Linked DNA regions of Homo sapiens: region 1 is linked to region 2. Evidence: read pairs that join two places in POLR2A ChIA-PET (ENCODE). Cell type or tissue: endothelial cell of umbilical vein. All regions are shown on one strand. Links, peaks and the distances in the headings refer to the core of each region. The heading gives the core; the rest is flanking DNA. Region 1 has its middle 7.2 kb from the start of LINC00608. Region 2 holds the start of CFAP65 (cilia and flagella associated protein 65).

Region 1 (6,947 bases), core at 749-5,748, 72 kb before region 2:
TAAATAAATAAATAAATGCAAAAAATAAACAATTAGCTAAGCATGGTGGCACACATCTGTAGTCCTAACTACTTGGCAGGCTGAGGCGGGAGGATCACTTGAGCCCAGGAATTTGAGGCTGTAGTGAGCTATGATCACACAACGGCACTCCAGGCTTGGTGACAGAGTGAGACCCTAATTCCAAAAGAGGAAACAAAACACCTGGAGAAAATATGGATTATTTATTGTTATTATTATTATATTGTATCTTGGGGTGGGTGGAGAATGTCTTTTTAGCAGTAAAAAGACCTTAAAGGAACAGACTGATTCATCTGAGACTCCATTTAAGCTTTTGAATGTCAGAGACATAGAGAAGAAAAAAGAAAAAAGTTCATCACATAACCCAATTTATTTTCTTCATAGCATTTGTTCCCACCTGATAATTTTTTTGTTATTGACTTATTTTGTATCCTTTCAATAAAAACAAGGTTGAAACACCAGTGACAAATGGAGAGAATGTATTTGCAACACAATATATTTTTCAATAGAAAAATAGCTAAAACTGGAAACAACTAATTCGCAAAAAGAAACGTAAGCAGGCCAGGTGTGGGGGCTCATGCCTGTAATCCCAGCACTTTGAGAGGCCAAGGTGGGCAGATCAAAAGGTCAGGAGTTCAAGACCAGCCTGGCCAACATGGTGAAACCCCGTCTCTACTAAAAATACAAAAAAAAAAAAATTAGCCGGGCATAGTGGCGAGCGCCTGTAGTCCCAGCTACTCGGGAGGCTGAGGCAGAAGAATGGTGTGAACTCAGGAGGCGGAGCTTGCAGTGAGCCGAGACTGCGCCACTACACTCCAGTCTGGGTGACAGAGCGAGACTCCGTCTCAAAAAAAAAAAAAAAAAAAAAAAAAAAAATATATATATATATATATATATATACACACACACACACACATATACAAAAAATTGGCTGGGCTTCGTGGTGTGTGCCTGTAATCCCAGATACTTGGGAGGCTGAGGCAGGAGAACTGCTTGAACCTGGGAGCTGCAGTGAGCTGAGATTGCGCCACTGCACTCCAGCCTGGGTGACAGAGCAAGACTCCGTCTCAGGAAAAAAAAAAAAAAAAAAGAAAGTCAGAAAGAAAAGAAATGTAAGCAAATGATAAATAAAAAGATACTTACCTTTACTATTGACCAAAGAAATTCAAGTCGAAGCAGCAATGAGATATTACATCTCTTACACTGACACAGATTATCAAAATGGAAAATTCCAACCATAGGGAAAGCATGGGAAAATGAACATGCTAATTAGTCTTTTGGGGAGATTGTCTGGATCAAAACGTGAAAGGCAGCATGCTCTTTGATCTAGCTACCACATTTCCAGAAATTTGCCCTAAGGAGATAAGTGGGAAAAGATCTGATGCATAGATGCCTGTCATACTATTGTTTATCATAATAAAAAATTGGATACAACCTAAATGAACATTAGAAGGAGATTAAGTAAATTGTGATAAAGTGATATTCACTGGGATATTATGGACCATTAAAAATTATACATCAGGCCGGGCGTGGTGGCTCAAGCCTGTAATCCCAGCACTTTGGGAGGCCGAGGCAGGCGGATCACGAGGTCAGGAGATCAAGATCATCCTGGCCAACATGGTGAAACCCCATCTCTACTAAAATACAAAAAATTAGCCGGGAGTGGTGGTGCGTGCCTGTAGTCCCAGCTACTCGGGAGGCTGAGGCAGAGGAGTCGCTTGAACTTGGAAAGCGGAGGTTGCAGTGAGCCGAGATCACACCACTGCACTCCAGCCTGGCCACAGAGCAAGACTCCGTCTCAAAAAAAAAAAAAATTGTACATCAGTCTGGACACGGTGGCTCACACCTGCAATCCCAGCACTTTGGGAAGCCGAGGCAGGTGTATCACCTGAGCTCAGGAGTTTGAGACGAGCCTCATGGTGAAACTTCGTCTCTACTAAAAATACAAAAATTAGTTGAGCATGGTGGCTGTGCCTGTAGTCCCAGCTACTGGGGGGCTGAGGAGGGAGGATCACTTGAGCCCGGGAAGTGAAGGTTGCAGTGAGCTAAGATTGAGCCACACTACACTCCAGCCTGGGCAGCAGAGTGAGACTGTCTCAAAAAAAAAATTGTACATCAATATATATTTATCAACATGACAAAAATGGCACGATGAAATGGAAATAGGAGATTGAAAACATTGTCATATCATCCCATTTCTGAGAGAGAGAGAGATTTAAACAGCTGTCTCCTTCTTGTTATTTAGATCTCGACTTAATAGACTCCTCCTTCTCATCATCATCTCCTGAATTAATCTCAATCTGTCCCACAGTTACCCTCAATCACATGCCCCTAATTTATTTTCTTCATAGCATTTATCTTCCTGAAAATATATTATTATGACCTAAAAAAGAAGAGAATTATAAGGAAAGAAAGAAAAAGAGAAAAATAGAGAGGGAGCAAGAGAGAGAGAGAGAAAGAGAGAGAGAAGGAAGAGGGAAAGAGAAAGAGATAAGGAAGGAGGAACAGGAAAAAAAGTGACACTGGACAGTGTCTGGAAAAGGAGAAACACATTTCTGCAGCCATGTCCCCCACTCCCCTCTCACACATCTCCAAAGTCCCTTTGCTCCTTCCCCCAACCCCAAGCTGTTTCCAAATCCCTAGGGTTTAACAATGTCCCTTGCTGGATAAGGGGAGTTAAGCTCCTGTCCAGCCTGGCAGCCATGTCTATTACACACAAAGCACATATAAGGTGCATGCCCACACACAGAGCATGGACACACATATGTGCACACTCTTACAAGGATCCATCCAAGAGCATTTAAAAAGCACTTCTCTATCTTTTTCATAAGTGCCATAGAAGATCCACTGTCCTTTATTCAAATAATAAAGCTAGGGGAAATTTTTCTCTTCACATTAACTTGTTCATATCCTTTGAATAATGAGAATTAGCACAGTGCCTGGCATGAGGTAGGCTCTCAATAAATAAGAGCTGATGTTTATTCAGGTAATAGCCATTTTTTTATTATGATAAATGTTATGATAAGCATTTGTGTGTCACGTCTTTGCCCACTTACCTCCTTAGAACAAAGAATAAAAGAATAAATGGACTAAAAGGTGTGACAGTCTGCATGTTTACCTTTGGTTGCCAATAAGCATGCCACCAAATACACATTTTTAGAACACACCTATGGTAACTAACTTCTCCTAGATGTTTTATCTTTTCTTTTCTTTTTTTTTTTTTTTGAGATGGAGTCTCGCTCTGTCGCCCAGGCTGGAGTGCAGTAGCGCGATCTCGGCTTACTGCAAGCTCCGCCTCCTGGGTTCACACCATTCTCCTGCCTCAGCCTCCCGAGTAGCTGGGACTACAGGCGCCCGCCACCATGCCCGGCTAATTTTTTGTATTTTTTAGTAGAGACAGGGTTTCACCGTGTTAGCCAGGATGGTCTCAAACTCCTGACCTCAGGTGATCTGCCTGCCTCAGCCTCCCAAAATGCTGGGATTACAGGTGTGAGCCACCTCTCCCGGCCTCTCTTCTCTTTTCAATTGTTCTTGATTTGTGCTAGGTTTTTGGTTGGCTTTACTTTGCATTTTAAAACACTTTGAATTTTATCCTGGTGCTTTTATAGTGTCTTCATTTCATTCTTTAATCTATTTTGGAATTCAACTTTGTATGTGGCGAGAGGTAGAGATATAATTATTTTCCCCAAATGACTACTAAGTTGTGCCAATCGTTGAACAGTCTTCCTTTACCCCCAGTAAATACCATCTTATTATTTATGAAATTCCCACACATATGAATCTATTTCGAGGCTTTACTCTGTTCCATTAATCTGCTTAACTACTGCTGTTTCAAACCACTTCTTTAATAACTAGTTTTGCAGCATGCTCATTATTCTTTTGCTAAAATTGTCTTGTCTTTTTTTTTTTTTTTTTTTTTGAGATGGAGTCTCACTTTGTCACCCAGGCTGGAGTGCAGTGATGCAATCTTGGCTCACTGCAACTTCCACCTCCCGGGTACAAGTGATTGTCCTGCCTCAGCCTCCCGAGTACTGGAACTACAGGCATGCACCACTGTGCCTAGTTAATTTTTGTATTTTTAGTAAAGACAGGGTTTCACCATGTAGGCCAGTCTGGTCTCGAACTCCTGACCTCAAATGATCCACCCACCTCAGCCTCCCAAAAGCTGGGATTACAGGCATGAGCCACAGTACCTGGTCGTGTCTTGTCTATTCTTAATCACAGTACAGAAGAACTTGAGAACCAAGCCTGTCAATTTCCATAAAATCCCTTTGTGACTTGAATTGGGACTGCATCACTTTTATAGATCAATTTGGAGATATGTCAATTTTGCAATATTGAGTCATTCCACCCAGGAACGTGCTCAGTCTCTTCATTTACTCAGGTCTTCTTACTTCAGTTCCTTAGTGAATATTTATAGCTTTCTTTATTTAGATGTTTCTCATGTTTTCATTAGGTTGATCTGGGAGCATATTTGTATTGCTGTTGTAAGCTTGCAATTCTCAATTCCTTTTCTTCTTTTTACAGGGTTATAGGGGAGCCGTATTTTTTTTTTTTTTTTTTGGTATGTTGATCTTATACCTTACTGGAATTTTATTAGTTCTAACCGTGTTCTAGTTGAATCTCTTGGATTTTATAGGTAGGCAGTCATATCATCTGTAAACAAGGAAATTTTAGTATCTTCCCTCTCAATATTTACACACAGTGTATATCTTTTCCTGTCTTGTTGCATTGTCTAGGCTCTCCAGTACAGTGTTCAGTGGTAGTAGTGATGACAAAATTAAAAGGGATAAAAAAGACATCTTTCCTTTTCCCTTTTATAAGAATACTTCTCATATTTTACCAATGGCTTTTTAAATTTGTCTTTTAAATTTGAATATCTTCTTTTATGTACATTTTAATATGGTAAGTCATGTAAAATCATTTTCTGGAAGTTGATACAATTTTAATCAAAATAATTATTCAAATTACCTGTCCTGTATAGAGCACCAACGGAGCCATGCTGGACTACATGGTCCTGAGCATGTGCAGTTTGGGGATATAGGAGTGGGAGGTGGCTGAATGTTCCCCTGGGGGTCCTTTCTCCTCCCTGACATTTAAAGTTAGTGTGATGTGATGCACGGAACAAAAGACTATGAGTCAGAGGTTTGAGTCTCTCCTCTACCATATATTAGCTACTAATCGAAGACAGCAATTCAATCTCTTTGAATTTCAGTTTTCTCATCTATCAGATCGGAATAAGATCTTGGGTTAGTGTCTATCAGGTGCCTATGATAGGAATGACATATTACTGTTGTTAGGGTAAGAACTATTGCTATAGTAGTCAGCACTATTAATAACTATTAACAGGGACTAAACAATGACCAGGACAGGGACAGAGTCCAGAATGGGGCCCTGGGGTGCTCTAACCAGCTTTGCTGGCCCCTGAGATAGTGGGGAGCCCTGAAGGCCTGGGCCTCCCATGAGCTATCCTGTGACCTGGATGACTGTGTTTACTCCTTGCTGCCAGGCCTTGGTCCCAGTGTGACCCACGTGCCTCTCTTTAGAATGCCAGCCAGAGGACTTGCTTCTGCTGTCAGTATGTAGATACTTTTGCCAGCCTGGCCTAACATAGCAACATTCTTGAGTCTAGGTCTTTGGGCCAGCAGGCCAGGCCCCTTTTGGGACTTCCCACTCCAGGGATCCCCCCAGGCTGGTTGGAACCAACAGGGAAGAACAGCTGAGTCCTTCCTTCACAATTCCCCTGCTGATCAGGGGTGAGAGGAGATGCATCTTGGGACACTAGGCCCTAAGAATGGCATGCACACACGTTGCTAATGACTGCACTAATGTCCATGCATCAGGGTATAGTAGAACTATCCTGAGATTTGCAGCAAATCTGGACTCTGCTATTTCCTCACTGTGGGAACTTGGGACTTTGTTTTCCTCATCTGTTATATAGGAATCATGATCATCTTCCCACTACATATATATATATATATATAATATTGATATATTTTATATATAGAATATTGATATATTATATATAGAATATTGATATATTATATATAGAATATTGATATATTATATATAGAATATTGATATATATTATTATATACAATAATGTATGACGTTAATATGTTATATACAATAATGTATGACGTTAATATGTTATATACAATAATGTATGACGTTAATATGTTATATACAATAATGTATGACGTTAATATGTTATATACAATAATGTATGACGTTAATATGTTATATACAATAATGTATGACGTTAATATGTTATATACAATAATGTATGACGTTAATATGTTATATACAATAATGTATGACGTTAATATGTTATATACAATAATGTATGACGTTAATATGTTATATACAATAATGTATGACGGTAATATGTTATATACAATAATGTATGACGTTAATGTTATATACAATAATGTATGACGTTAATATGTTATATACAATAATGTATGATGTTAATATGTTATATACAATAATGTATGTTAATATGTTATATACAATAATGTATAATGTTAATATGTTATATACAATAATGTATAATGTTAATATGTTATATACAATAATGTATAATATTAATATGTTATATATAATAATGTATAATATATAAGAATATATATTATATATATTTTTTGAGATGGAGTCTTGCTCTGTTATTCAGGCTGGAGTGCAGTGGCATGATCTGGGCTCACTGCAACCTCCGCCTCCCGGGTTCAAGCGATTCCCCTGCCTCAGCCTCCCAAGTAACTGGAATTACAGGCACCCGCCACCATGCCCAGCTAATTTTTGTATTTTTAGTAGAGACAGGGTTTCGCCATGTTGGCCAGGCTAGTCTCGAACTTCTGACCTCAGGTTATCTGCCCACCTTGGTCCCCCAAAGTGCTGGGATTATAGGCATGAGCCATATGCCTTGCCTT
Region 2 (6,947 bases), core at 736-5,735:
CACTCTCCTACCCCACGGCCTCTCAGGCACTCACTGCTCCCAGCACTCCAGTGTGCTTGGTGATAACAATGGTGAACAGGACTGACAAATCCCTTTTCCCTTGGAGCTTACATTCTCAGTTTCAATATTTACTGAGTGTGTTCGATGGCCAATATAGTATTTTCTTTCCTGAGTGACTCATGGAAGAAAGGTGACAAGGAAAGTCTAGACAAGGTCTAGTGCTCAGATGCAGAGGGAAGAGTCAGGGCCTCTCAAGATTCCCACCCCACTGCCCTGCCACCCATGCCCCGCCCTGGCCCTGCCACACCCTGCTCTGCCTGCCCTGGCTGTATCCTTACCTGGGCGCTGATGGTGCTGCAGGCACTCATGGCTGCACTGCTGTCGTTGATGGCAGGGATGGCCACTGTGCTGGCACTCAGGCAGGATCCACCAGAGTTCACGGTGTGGTTCCTGCTGTTCCTGGACCTCACGACGGAGCTTGGAGCCTGGGTGAGCATCATGTCCTTGGGACACAGTCCAAAGGGAGCACTCTGAGTATGGAGCTGGGAAGAGAGCAGAGGGGAGAGGAGACAGGAGTGACATGAGAAAGAGAGGCTGAGGGAGGAGACTCTCATGGCCATCCTTGTCATGGAGGAGAGGGTCTGCTTCCCAGCTCTGGCAACAGGTGCTACCTGGCACCATGAGGAATGAGGCTGTACACGAGATCCAGGGCTTTGCCTGGGAGCCCAGGGACTCACCCTCAGGGAAGGCACTCCAAAGAGGGACTTGGGGACAAGGCCCACCCCACTAGGCCCCTCCATGGCCACACTTGGCACTGCTCAGCAAGCTCCAGTGGGTGTTACTGAAGTGTGTGCATTACCTTTATCTGGCTTTTACTCTCTGCTTGTTTCTTCTGAACACTCTTGCCTCTTAGGAGAAGAGGAATAAGGGGGAAAGAAGAGGCAAATGAGACTGATGGATTCTCCACCTTCTGGGTTTTCTCCACCAGTCTACAACCGGTTAAGGTAAACATCACTGAAATAAATCAATCAAAGCATAAGTCAATCCATCTCCAGAGCAGAGGGATCCTCGATGACTGTAGCTGAAATCATATGCAAATATATGTGGCACATATATTTGTATATATGCCAGATGCTATGTATATGCCAGATGCTATGTATGCATACATGTCTGTTTTCCAGGAGGAATGGCCACAGTTTTCACCAAATGCTCAAGAGGATGCTTGACCTCAATCTAAGGCACACAAAGTATCTCAGACTAGCTCTGGCTCCCTCACCTCGAATCCCCTCTTCCTTTAGCTGGCTTCTTTTAGCACACACACTCAAGTGTGACTTTGTTACCTCGACAAAAGGACAGCAATTTTCACACTCACACACCAAGACTAAGCCAGCCCCACTCAGGCACATGTGGAAGTGGTTTGCAGATCCCTATAATGACTTACCTCAAATGGTTCATCTCTGATTTCCCTTTACACTTGACATGAAGCCATCATGCATGAAATCATAGAACATGGCACTGCCCCCCAAAATATAATGCAATCCACATGTGTACTTTAAAACATTCTGGTAGCCACATTAAAAAAGTAAAAAGACACAGGTAAAATTAATTATAATGATATATTTTATTTAACCCATCATATCAAAAATACTACATTGAATATGTAATCGATATGAAATTATTGAGGTACTTTACTTTCTTATTTTGTATTAAGACTTTGAAATCTGGTGTGCATTTTACATTTACAGCACATCTCAATTTGGACTACCCATATTTTCAGTGCTGAATAGCTACATATGGCTATTGGCTACCACATTGGACAGCATCACTTTAATACCTTTTTTGAACATATGTTTATTTTTCAGACTACTCAGTATCCTCCCTCACTTCTTCAAATAACAATCTCAAAAATAATAATGTCTATTAACATGTACTGAGAATCCACGTGCCAGGCAGTGTTGTAAAGTCCTTAGAGGGATTTTATTTATTTATTTATTTATTTATTTATTTATTTATTTAAGACAGACTCTCATTCTGTTGCCCAGGCTGGAGTGCAGTGGCAAGATCTTGGCTCACTGCAACCTCCACCTCCCAGGTTCAAGCAATTCTCCCTTACAGGTATTTTAATTCTTACAACAGTTTATGATTACGTGTGACTTGCCCATTTATTTGGCCTAAAATGATCCTTTTTCAAGTTTGTCGTTTAGTTCCTTATTTTAATGTGTTCAGATTTAGCAAACAATTTCATGATCACCCTTTAGGAATTTATACAGTTCCATCAGACACTCTCTTATCCCTCCCCCACCACCCACCAACACCCTTCCAAAGCGGAAGATTCTGTTGACCCTGGTTTTCCTAGTTGGCAACATGTCTAAACCCTCTGGAGGGGACTATCTAGATTCAGTCGTTCGTTCATTCACAAAGCACTTACTATTATGTACCAGGTACTGTGCTAGGCACCAGACAAGGCAGGCAAGGCTCCTACCTCCAATTGTGAACTGGACGTTCAGATGAAATCAAAGAAATGTAAGCTGAGGAGACACAGAGAGAGTCCATTACTTTTCTGCCACGGGATGGTCTTGCAGCCCTGTCCTGACTCATTAATGCCTCTGACCTCAGGGGACTGTACAGACAGCTCCTGCCTCAGAGCTCTGAAAAAGTCTCCACTCAACACATGAAACTATTCCAGAGAGTGCATGGAAGAGATGAGAGATGATGGGGTAGAAAGCTGGTCCAACACAGGTCATAGGGCTAGGGAAGTGGTCCCAGGGCAAGGGACGCTGGGTGCCAGCATCTTCTCAGACTCTACGGGGATAGGCAAATTTCTCCATCTCCCGGAGCCTCAGCCTCCTCGCCTGTAAAATGTGGGTTATCCTGACGATTTCACAAAGTCGATGTGCAGCTCGAATGAAACAGAGGATTTGAAAAAGCACTAAACAAACACGTTATAGTAATTAACAACCATAACTTTCCCACTAGCCTGCACTATTCTTCCAAAAGACTCACACATCTGCAGTCGTTGTGAAGAGACTGGGCAAGCGAGGTTTTTTGTTTTGTTTTGGATTTGTTTTGTTTTAAATTGAAGTTTCCAATTTCGAGGACTTTAAAAAATATATATCATGAGCTTCCTTTATTTGCCTAATTGCTGATCTAAAAATCTCCAAGATGACCACTAGAAAAAGTGGCAGGTCGTCGTATAGAGTCGAGGGAGAAAGAAATAGATGAAACAAAGGGGGACAAAATACACTTAGAGCTGTTTCTTCTTTCTCTTCGGGATCCTTAGTCTGATTGATCTCGCCCAAGACTCAGTCCCATGGGGCTCTCTGAAGGGCATGGAGGGGACCTCTGGCCACGATTTCCCGAAGGATAGGGTCTCCCGGGACAGATACCTTCCCTGGCCACTCGCGCCGCTCCCTGAGACCCTGGGACCTTGGGACTAACGCTCAGAACTTACATCGCCTCCATATTGCCGTCTCCATAGATACAGGACGCGCAGGAAACGGCGTCTTCAGATATCCCAGGGCAACGACGGCAGCCCGAGTAAGTCAAGATTCGTAGAAGGCGAAGGCACCGCCCAATTTTATTTCCTATATTCAGTTTTGATTCCCTGACTTTTCCTGCTGGTAGTAACTGTGGGCTTCTACCTGTCGCGACATGGTAATGTAGAGCCTCCTAGTTGTCGTGACGTTCCAGCAATCATGACTTTAATTGACGACCAAATTCACAGGAAGCTACTCTGTGGGCTTGGCACTCTGACATGCATAGAGACAGAAGCTCATTCTCTGTGATTGCAATTGTTAACTTAAAAGCAGCCCGCAGTTATTTCTTATTTGAATATTGCTTTGCAAATAGAACCCTTTTGCTGATGAGAGGGAATGCGTCCTCTGCGTTTTCTCCCGGCATTTCTTCTTGGTCAGCAACAAGAAAAATAACTCTTTTGAAGGGATCGGAAGGTTAATGTATAAAGGAATTATTATACATAATGTAGACTTTCGGAAGCCCATTGGTTCATTTGTTGGTATGTGTGTTGGAGGAAGGGTCCTATTTTGTGAAGACTCCTTAGTAGGTGAAGCTGAAAGTCTCAAAGTTCACTCTTGGGTAACTAAGGATGTTTTGCTCCTCAAGACAGTGAACCTATTTCCTTTCAGATGGAAGGGGGGATGTGACTAGGGGGAGAGAGCTTAGTGAGTCTAGGGGTAAACACAGAAAATAAGCTATCATTTTGGGAGAGTTGGAGTTGACTTGTGAAAGGTGAAAGATGGACTGAGATGGCAAAGTGGCCTGAGCTGGCCTGGGAGATCACATGGCCAGAGACTGGCAGGGCTGGAGGGAAGGGGCAGGCAGGGCGCCTGGTAAATTACGCCAGCAGGATCAAGAGTTTTCCGGGAATCAAAGAATGTGGAACTCAGTGAGCTTTTCCCTGGATTTAATGGGATTCTCAGAATCTGAAACCTGCACTTTGGACATGACGACTTTTATGCTGTTTGTAGTTTCTATAATTATTTCCTTTTTGTTTTTCCCCAAATTCTTTTTGAAATGGTCAGCCTAACTCAGCTGGACCTTAAGGACAAGGAAAGGAACTGGTTCATTCTTAGGCGAAAATGAAATAGGGACTTTGGGGGCAGGGTTTGGTGTTGGCCCCAGGAATCTCAGTGGGAAAACTCCAAGGAGGAAGCACAGCTCATGCTAAAGGCGTCCTCGTGCCTCTTCACCGGGGAGTCTCCTTCCTGAGCTCTTGCCTGCTCAATGGTGGATTCTGGGTTTGGAAAAATTAAAGGGAATGGTTCCTCCTCTTAGCAGGGCCCCTGTAGCCTCTGCTTCTGTAAGCGTCTAGCTGCCTCCTAGAAGCCCTGATGCCTAGTGACCACAGCTGACATCAGTGGACTCCCAGGGAGAAGCCTGTGTGCTGGACTTTGCCCAGGGAGGCACACACATGGAAAGAGCCTTCACAAGGGATTGAGCCTGAGGAGGGAAAAGAGGAAGCTGAGTTTGCTTTGAAACTCTCCCTTTCCAGGAGCCTAGAACCAGTGGAATAATGGGTCCTGGGACCTGTTGATCATATTTTCCCTGGACCCAAAAATAGATCATGGGAGAGGCAGCCAAGTGCGGTGGCTCACACCTGTAATGCCCACTCTTTGGGAGGTGGAGGCTAGTGGATCAGGAGTTTGGTCAGGAGTTCAAGACCAGCCTGACCAACAGGGTGAAACCGTGCCTCTACTAAAAACATAAACATTAGTCGGGCATGGTGGCTCATGCCTGTAATCCCAGTTACTCGAGAGGCTGAGGCAAGATAATTGCTCTAACCTGGGAGGCAGAGGTCGCAGTAAGCTGAGATCGCACCACTGCACTCCAGCCTGGGTGACAGAGCGAAACTCTATCTTAAAAAAAAAAAAAATCACTGGGGAGGGTTTGCTGTTTGGTTCAAGGCTGGGTGACAATACAGAAAATTGATTATCAGGATGTAGGAGAAGGGAGGAAGGATGGAAGGGAGACGGCCTCAGATCCTCCTGGCCTGGAAGCTGGTGTGAGGAATAATAAAGGTAAAAGCACACTCCATGATTTGAACTTCGACACACATACAAATACCTTTTCTAAGCTTCTTTTTCCCAGATATCTTCCCACACCTCTATGCCCCCCATCATATAGAGAAGACCCAGGGCTGGGAAATCAGGCAGACCTGAGATTAATCCCAACTCTATTACCAACTGCCTGTGTGACCTTGGGCAAGTCACATGACCTCTCTGAGCTTCAGTTTCCTCATCTGTTACCTGGGGATAATTCTCAAAAGGCAGGTGGGAAAATTGGGTGATAAGGTATGTGTAAAGTACTTGACACATGGTAGGCAATCAACAAAACCTCTCTCTCTCTCTCACACACACACACACATACACACACACACACACACACACACACACACACACACACACACACACAGAATATTCACTAAATGGGAGGTCTCTGTAAGTAAGCCACTCAGCCTTCTGCGCACTTGCGCCTCCTACAAGCATCCAGCCTCTTGGCTGCATGCTGGAGAAGTGGGAAGTTTTTGCCATCTCCATGTCCTCCTCCTTTGTTTCTCCAAGAAGGAGCCTACCTTGCTGCTCTGGGTGGAAAAAGACAAAAGGAGACACCAGGGTGCCTGGCTATCCAGTTACAAGTCCACCCAGATCCAGCACTTAGAAAGCCCTCTCTTGCCTTTCTCCATCCTGAGATTCTGACTCCATTTTGAGTGTTGGTTCTGGAATCAGTTTGCGTTCAAGTTTGTACTTGAGGGATAGAGGTGAAAAGGTGGGCTCTCCCCACAAAAAAAGATGAGTTCATGTCCTTTGCAGGGACATGGATGAAGCTGGAAACCATCATTATAAGCAAACTATCACAAGGACAGAAAACCAAACACTGCATGTTCTCACTCATAGGTGGGAGTTGAACAATGAGAACACATGGACACAGTGGGGGGAACATCACACACTGGGGCCGGTCAGGGGGTGGGGGCTGGAGGAGGGATAGCATTAGGAGAAATACCTAATGTAAATGATGAGTTGATGGGTGCAGCAAACCAACATGGCACATGTATACCTATGTAACAAACCTGCACGTTGTGCGCATGTACCCTAGTACTTAAAGTATAATAAAAAATAAATAAAATAAAATAAAATGTAAAGGTATACCTTTAAAGAAAAACAGAAAAAGAGAAGGTAGGCCCTCCCACAGAAGCTCCTGTCCTCAGCAGTGAGTGAGGTGAGTGTTCTCAGCCCAGTCTAGGGTGGGGGATAGAGAGTGAGAAAAGGCTGTAGCTAAGAGGGACACTGGGTAGTTTAGGGCTGGATCTAGGAGCAGACAGAGGACATTCTCTGCATTAGAGGGTCATGGTCCCCTGCAGCTACTGTTTTGGAGGGTGTTAAGAGACTGGTTGCAACTCCAGCCTGAAAGGGCTGCCAGGACCCAAAACT

What was found. ChIA-PET counts read pairs that join two places held together with the same protein. Peaks named below come from ENCODE experiments on the same cell type or tissue, not always from the same donor. Only the 100,000 strongest peaks of a DNase experiment are listed, where the experiment ranks them.
Region 1: POLR2A ChIA-PET joins it to region 2 with 6 read pairs; 2 of 35 experiments call an interaction of 5 or more read pairs at or near these places.

Annotation. Positions count from the first base shown.
Region 1 is chr2:218,965,587-218,972,533 of GRCh38, forward strand. No RefSeq gene overlaps it. Among named protein-coding and RNA genes, the nearest start is that of LINC00608, 7.2 kb to the right of the region's middle. In endothelial cell of umbilical vein, for the core only: no CTCF peak of the experiment used is centred there; no DNase peak of the experiment used is centred there; H3K27me3 peaks cover 163 bases.
Region 2 is chr2:219,038,037-219,044,983 of GRCh38, forward strand. It overlaps CFAP65 (cilia and flagella associated protein 65), which reads right to left and starts at 3,480. Exons shown (of 35, transcript NM_194302.4): 1 at 3,452-3,480; 2 at 2,483-2,528; 3 at 860-1,014; 4 at 339-542. The coding sequence starts at 1,012. In endothelial cell of umbilical vein, for the core only: no CTCF peak of the experiment used is centred there; no DNase peak of the experiment used is centred there; H3K4me3 peaks cover 256 bases; H3K27me3 peaks cover 1,952 bases.